2 separate regions of the Mus musculus genome follow, and region 2 is linked to region 1. A link is a contact called in ENCODE Hi-C or POLR2A ChIA-PET data. All regions are on one chromosome and are shown on one strand. The core of a region is the stretch at or near the end of the contact, and the rest is flanking DNA. Distances in the headings are between cores, read along the strand shown.

The links. A loop is a pair of places that touch in the nucleus more often than their neighbours do. ChIA-PET counts read pairs that join two places held with the same protein, here RNA polymerase II (POLR2A).
Region 2: a loop to region 1 is called in a map of T-helper 17 cell, with 2.3 times the contacts of the local background. The contact joins two enhancer-like sites. A Hi-C loop is called at or near these places in 2 of 37 maps with a recorded cell type or tissue (T-helper 17 cell and T-helper 2 cell). POLR2A ChIA-PET finds 5 or more read pairs at or near these places in 3 of 5 experiments (Patski and embryonic stem cell).

What each region holds. Positions count from the first base shown.
Region 1 is chr15:62,078,353-62,081,884 of GRCm38, reverse strand. All of the region lies in intron 1 of Pvt1 (Pvt1 oncogene), which reads right to left. Among named protein-coding and RNA genes, the nearest start is that of Pvt1, 42 kb to the right of the region's middle. Within about 2 kb of position 2,067, at least 2 of the 3 ENCODE cell types and tissues checked have a DNase peak (open chromatin) inside an H3K27ac peak, as active enhancers do.
Region 2 is chr15:62,117,476-62,120,530 of GRCm38, reverse strand. The region is part of intron 1 of Pvt1 (Pvt1 oncogene); the gene reads right to left. Among named protein-coding and RNA genes, the nearest start is that of Pvt1, 81 kb to the right of the region's middle. Within about 2 kb of position 1,355, at least 1 of the 3 ENCODE cell types and tissues checked has a DNase peak (open chromatin) inside an H3K27ac peak, as active enhancers do.

The DNA.
Region 1 (3,532 bases), core at 818-3,317:
TATTCCCTAAACCTCCTCTATCCCCATCAGGCTGATTAGCCAATCAGATCAAACTGAGTTTCCACCAACAAGATGAGCAATAATTACCACCTGTGTTAGGAACAAAATACAAAGACCAATTGGGCCGTGCATGTTCAGTGGCCCAATCTGAGCTCGGGTATGTCCATTCGACAAAAAGAAATTATTTTGCAGAGTTACTTTCACATCACTAATATATTCCTTTGTGTGGCCCAGAGAATTGTTTTCCAACTGACAAGGTCAGCAAATAACTTGAGTTTAGTCCCTAGAATCCACATGGTAGAAGGAGAGAACCAACTCCTGAAAGTTGTCCTCAGACCTATACACGTGCACTGTGGCATAAATAAATGCATGCAAGCACTCACCACACACGGATTGTTTGTTTGTTTGTTTGTTTGTTTGGAGACAGGGTTTCTCTGTGTAGCCCTGGCTGTCCTGGAACTCACTCTGTAGATCAGGCTGGCCTCGAACTCAGAGATCTGCCTGCCTCTGCCTCCCAAGTGCTGGGATTAAAGGCGTGAGCCAACACTGCCTTGCCACACACGAATTCATACGTGCACACATAAATAAAATAAACATAATAGGATATATTTTTATAGTGTCACTAAAAATGAATCCCGAGGTAGAAAAAAGGAAAGGATCAAAAAGGTAGGTCCAGATCACAGAGGCAACTGTTGTACATCAGTTTGTGAAAAACTACTCACATGGCCATCCTTTTTGAAAGGCCCCAATGCTGGATGATGTCCTTAGAAAATGAATCATTCCTGGACACAAGAGAGTTCTGAAAGCTTCTATCAAAACCAGAAATCTGGTGGCATAGCCTATAACTGCACTAGGAAGACAGGGAAGGGGGGATCAGAAGGTTGGGAACAACCTTGTTCTACAGCAACACTCTATTAGAAATTTCCCCATCACCATCTGCCTTTATGCTACTATTCAAAATGCCCGCCTTCGAAGCGTGTCCATACCCAAAGCTCTTTCCAGCTCACTCATCACCTTCCATAGAAGGTAACAATGGCCTCCTAATCATCTCTCTAGTCATGAGGTTCCTGGTGAATTCAAAGGATGACTGTTTTCCATCTTGCCCTACAGATCTTTGAGGTCTAGCCCATCTGGCCCCAGTGGATAAGTGGTGGCTGAACACTGGACCACTTCCACAAGTGGCTCACATCAGCACTAACACATGGGTCATCAGCCTTACCTAGGAAGCCATAAAACAGACTCCTTCCCAAAGGATGGGTTAGGCTTTAGAACTAGCACTAGCCGGCAGAGGTGACTCCACCAAAGCCACATGAGCAGAGGAAAAGTTCTAGAGCCCAAACCCTTGCAGTATGTCCTGTGCTAGCACAACTATGCAACCAACCATCTTTCCACTCAGGGTCAGCTAGGGCTCTATCTCCAGTGCTACCGGACAGATACAGTATATACAGAGTCCTCCCTGCCAAGCTCCTAGCTGTTCCCTGCCCCCAACAGTTGAAAGCCCTCCTCTATCAGAGGCCAGATCGGGCCTCAGCATTCAGTCTCACCCCATAGAGAGCCTAGGCCTTCTAAAGACATTTTTATTTGTCTAAAGACATTTTACCTTGGGAGTTGGCTTCCTGCACTACAGGACAGCTGCCTTAAGAGGAAGACTCGAGGCAACCAGATTGGGTGGGGGTTTGGGGGAGGGGTGCTAAACTGAGTCAGGCAGGTCTGAGCATCAAATTCTAGATACTCTGATATTCTGACTTATGCTTCTCACTCTGCCTCTGAACTGGTATCATCTACTAGACCCCATTCCTTCAAACACCAAATGGGTATAAGGACAGTGAGATTTAATACACAAGAATTCTTCCACTTGTTCACTAAAAAAAAAAAAAAAAAAAAAAAAAAAAAAAAAAAAAAGATTGAATTCTCAAGGTAGCTTCAGGATGCTCCCAAAACACGCACGATACAAGAAAGTTGGCTGATCTTCCTGAGACGCACCTAGGGCCCAGGAATCTGCCCTACTTCACTCTTGCCCCAGCTTGCTTAATCACCGCCCTGGCTCCCTGCCTGTCAGCCAGCTGCTGACTTGAATTGAACTTTTGGATTCTGAATCCTAGCTGGCAGCCCGAGGTGTGTATCACTCCCTAGCCTACACACATAGGCCTAGAAAGGAATCAGGGTAAAAGAGTCCTTGAGGAGGACAGAGAGGGTCAAATGCCAGTGTGAACTGCCTTTAAATGCCCCAAGAGTCAGGACAGCCCATCTGGGTCCCACACAAGGGCTCACTGTTGAGTACACAGCTGTACCACTTGTGACTCAGAGAATGACTCAGCAGTCCACTAGAAGAGCATGCAGAAAAGCTTTTGAGTCACTTCTAGAAGGGGGGGGGGGGGGTGTGCCAAGCTACCAGCACAGCTCAGTCCAGAGGAATGCCCTCCCCTGCCAGCCTTGCCCACTGCCTGAGATTCATACACTCGGTATCCCAGCAGGGGCACGTGATGGGCCTGACACTGGGCCAGGCCAAATAGGCAGGGGCAACAAAAGTCCCATTTCCCGGCTGGGATGAGATCATTGTGAAGCGGGGGAGAAAGGAAGCAGGATCCAGGACCCAAGAAGGGGTGGGGATGGCCAGGAAGTCAGCAAGCATCCCTGCTAGGATAGAACAGGGAACAAAGGGGCAAAATAGAGCCTGGGCCCAAGGGCACAATGGGACCCCCAGTGTAAATTACTCTGAATGGCACACAGACTCAGAGAGTATCTTGTACCACCCCCATCCCCAACCTCCCACATTTCCCTCCTTCTTCATTCATCTTTATTTATTAGAACTCAACTTTGGTTACTCAGCCCAGCAAATACACCCCTACAGAAAGCTTCTGTCACAACCAGCTTGAGTCAAGATATACTGTGGAGACCTCTACATCAGCATGCCCCTCCCCTCCCGCAGAGTCCCTCTATTCTATTCCTTCTTTATGGGACCTGTGCAGCTCCTGCTGCAGCTCTTCCATACAGACTTCCAGGAGAAGTGAGAAACTTGCTTTCTTTCTCAGCAACCTCTAGGTTGGCAAAGTCACAAGAGCATTGCCCTACAAGCTGAAGAGCATGCTCTATATTAGAGCAAAGGCGGGCCAAGCCCCTGGAGGGATCACTATCAAAGAGCATCCAGGTCATTCACTTAAGGCTGGGCATGGTGGCCACATACCCTTGGCCCCAGTGTTTGAGAGGCAGAGGCAGGACAATCTTTGAGTTAGAGACTAGCCTGGCCTTCATAGCAAGCTCAAGGACAGCCAGGACTACTTAGAGACCCTGTCTCAAAAATAGAGAGAAAGAGAGAAAGAGAGAGAGAAAGAAAGGAAGGAAGGAAGGAAGGAAGGAAGGAAGGAAGGAAGGAAGGAAGGAAGGAAGGAAGGAAGAAAAAAGAGGGAGAGAGGGAGGGAGGGAGGGAGGGAGGGAGGGAGGGAGGGAGGGAGGGAGGGAGGGAGGGAGGAAGGGACCAGAAGTTGAGAAAGGTAGGTAGTCACCTATGTCTTCCTGATAATAAGGAATGGCC
Region 2 (3,055 bases), core at 106-2,605, 39 kb before region 1:
CCCTAAGCCTAGATGTCAATTTATCCAAGCTGGCCTTGAATTTCCTATGGAGCACGAGTTAGATCGATCTTCAATCTCAAAGGCAGATTATAAACATGTCTTCCATGCTCAGAACTACAGTGAAAGGTCCCATCCTGTGTGCATCTACTGAGTGCTTCAGTGATCAGCTGTCCCTCACCCCACAGAGATCCCTGCACATATTGAACTTGTTTGTGCCTGCATCTCCTCCATGGTCCTTGAACCAATCTCCTAAATTAGCTTGGAGAATAAAGAATCTAGACTCCTATGCTACCAGAGCACAAGCTACAAATGGCCAGGTTAGGTTCACTCTGCCTTCATCCCATGCCCCACACCCACACATCTCTGCAAATACCTTCATAACTACATGGCTGCTTTTTCATTGAATTTGAGGAGCAGGAGGTAGGACTTTTGGGAATGATCCTATGAATACAGGGGCAGCAGCCACTTATTCCCTCAGTGGTACTCTGGATCAGAAACAGCCGCAGAGAGGAAGAAGAAAAGGAAGAGATGGCCTGTGTAGTCTAGTACACACTCATATACACTTAAAAGTGTCAAACAGGGCTCTGGAGAGTTCTTTGGCAAACATGAACTCACCCCAGATAAATGGCTCTGAATAGGCAGTGGATCCAAAGCTACCACTTCTCCCCGGAAATGTTCAGTCTCATGGGAGAGACAGGACACCTCAAAGAAAAGGACACAGTGGCCGTGAGCTGAGAGGCAGAGCAGCTGAGTCTGTCAAGGAAGCCAGAAGGGGATTTACAGACACTGTGGCAGGTGTGAAACCAAGATCAGGTGGAGACGGGGATCAGCTGGAAGAGTCAGGAAACTAGCCGAACAGTCTGCTGGATGGCAGCTTTGGTGATGAGGCTGGTGTACCTCTGAGACAGCGTTCCTTACTTCTTCACTGGGACACTGACGGTGGTGGCCTCTTCTACTACACCTCAAGGAGTCTTTCCAAGAGTTGTAACACACTGCAGCCCTCCAAAATAGAGTGTCCCATCGGAAGTCCCATGAAGGGTTAAGAAATGGATGTGGGAAGATGGAGAAGGCAATTGCATCCATGCCCCTAACAGACCAGCCTCCGAAAAACATGAAGCCCTAGATGCCAGAGAATGACTGTGCCCTGTAGATTTGTACTAAGCTTTCACCTCGATATATCACCCAAAGAAAGAAAACTGGGAGGGGGGTGCGAATTCCAAAAAGATGACGCAGCCCTAAAAATCAAGATAGAGAATGCCCCGAGCAACTCATAGCACGGAATAACTGAAATGGAATTTCCTCCCCGTCAGTGGAAGGCACAGGTTCTCAACTCCAGCGAGGGGGGCCCCGGAGCCAGCCATGTGAATCAGCTCCTTGTTTGCAGTTCCAGGGAACCAGAGTCAGGAAGGGGCTGGGTGTGGAATGTGTACTTTCTTCAGCTATCACTCTCCCCCCACACACACACACCCCTCCCCTTCTGTTTACACCCTCAGTAAGACTGCGGCTTGGGCTACCCCACATGTAGAATCGCTGAGGTGATCATTCAAAAGAAGTCCTTCTGGGCTGGGAAGTAACTCAGTACAAAATCCAGAAGAACTGGATTCGATGCATAGCACCTAATAAAACCAGACTATGTGGTGCAAACTTGTGATCACAGCAACCAGGAGATAGAGGCTGAAGCTTAGAGTCATTCTCTGCTGTCCATTAAGTTTGAGGCTAGCCTGTGGTACCTGAGACCCTGTCTCAAGTGGGATGGGTTGGTGGGGGGGGGGGGGGACTAGACAGGGTGCTGATTTAAACTGGTGAGGATTTAGTAGGAAAATGCCAGAACTTTCTGGCTTCCTCTCCTCAATCTGATCATTGGAGGCGCCATGTAATCAGCTAGGAATCCAGGAAAAACGGTCTGAACTAGAGAGCAAGGAGCAAGCTTCCTCTTCCACCAGCCCTGCCTGTCACACCTGCATTCACTGTCCCCTAGCAGACAAAAAGGCACAGCCTCCAGTCATCCTCCTGAGCACTGGCTGGCTTAGGTTTATGACTTCCAGAGACTGCGGGAGAGCAGTGACTATAAACAGAAAAGGCCCTGTCACTTCCACAGGCTTCAGGTATCCAGCCTCTTGCTGGTAGTCAGAGTGTCTTCTGAGGGCCCTTGATGTCTGAATCTGCAGGAAGCAGCAACCTGCCACCTACGGACTAAACGTGGACACTTGTTGGGTAGCAAGCAGATGATGGAGAAAGGTGTGTCCAGAAGCCCCAGGGAAGGGATCCCATCTTAGAGTGCGTGCTAGCTGGGGACTGGACCCCTCCCATCTTCCATTTCAACACTTGCAGGATGACGATTATACAGCTTTTTCACCTTTGGAACTGCTAGGAAAATTAAATCGAACACTGGCACATTGGGAATGTCCAATAAAGTAGAACATGTAAAATCCTGGACGTTGGTGTCCACCCAGACACCATGCCATTTGATATATATGTGAGAACCGGGTTCACATCAGCCCACAGAAGCATCAGGAAGGCATTGGCTTCATCAGACAACAAAACTAAGCCACTTTCCTCAGTCTTACATGGGAAGCAGAGGGCATCAGATATGTCAGTTAAGCCGTTTATCGCTGGTTCATCACACCACGGAGGGGGGCCAATCTGATCAGCCCCACCTGAATTCCCCCAGTTTTCTCTTTCCCCCTCCCCGTTGTTTGTCGTTATCTAAACATTTATCATCCCCAGGAAGATGCAAATGCTATGTGAATTCACAATGCACTGTCAGCCGAAACCCTCCCAGCCATTTGGAGGATTTATCTTCGTGCTAACCAGGAGAACAAATGAAACCCAGGAAAATCTTAATTAACTCCATAAGCATCAGCCGGGTATTTCTTCCCCCCAGCTCACCCCCATCTTGTGGTTAATCAAGGAAGACTGGGAAGCTACAAAAACAACCTACATAGTTATGACTAGGTACGTAGGACAGGGCAAGGAAGGAGCTCCCATTGGAAAAAGGACTAACCCATCTCATGTGCAAGCTCCTGACCCTCTCTCTGTGAGGTCACTTGTAAAT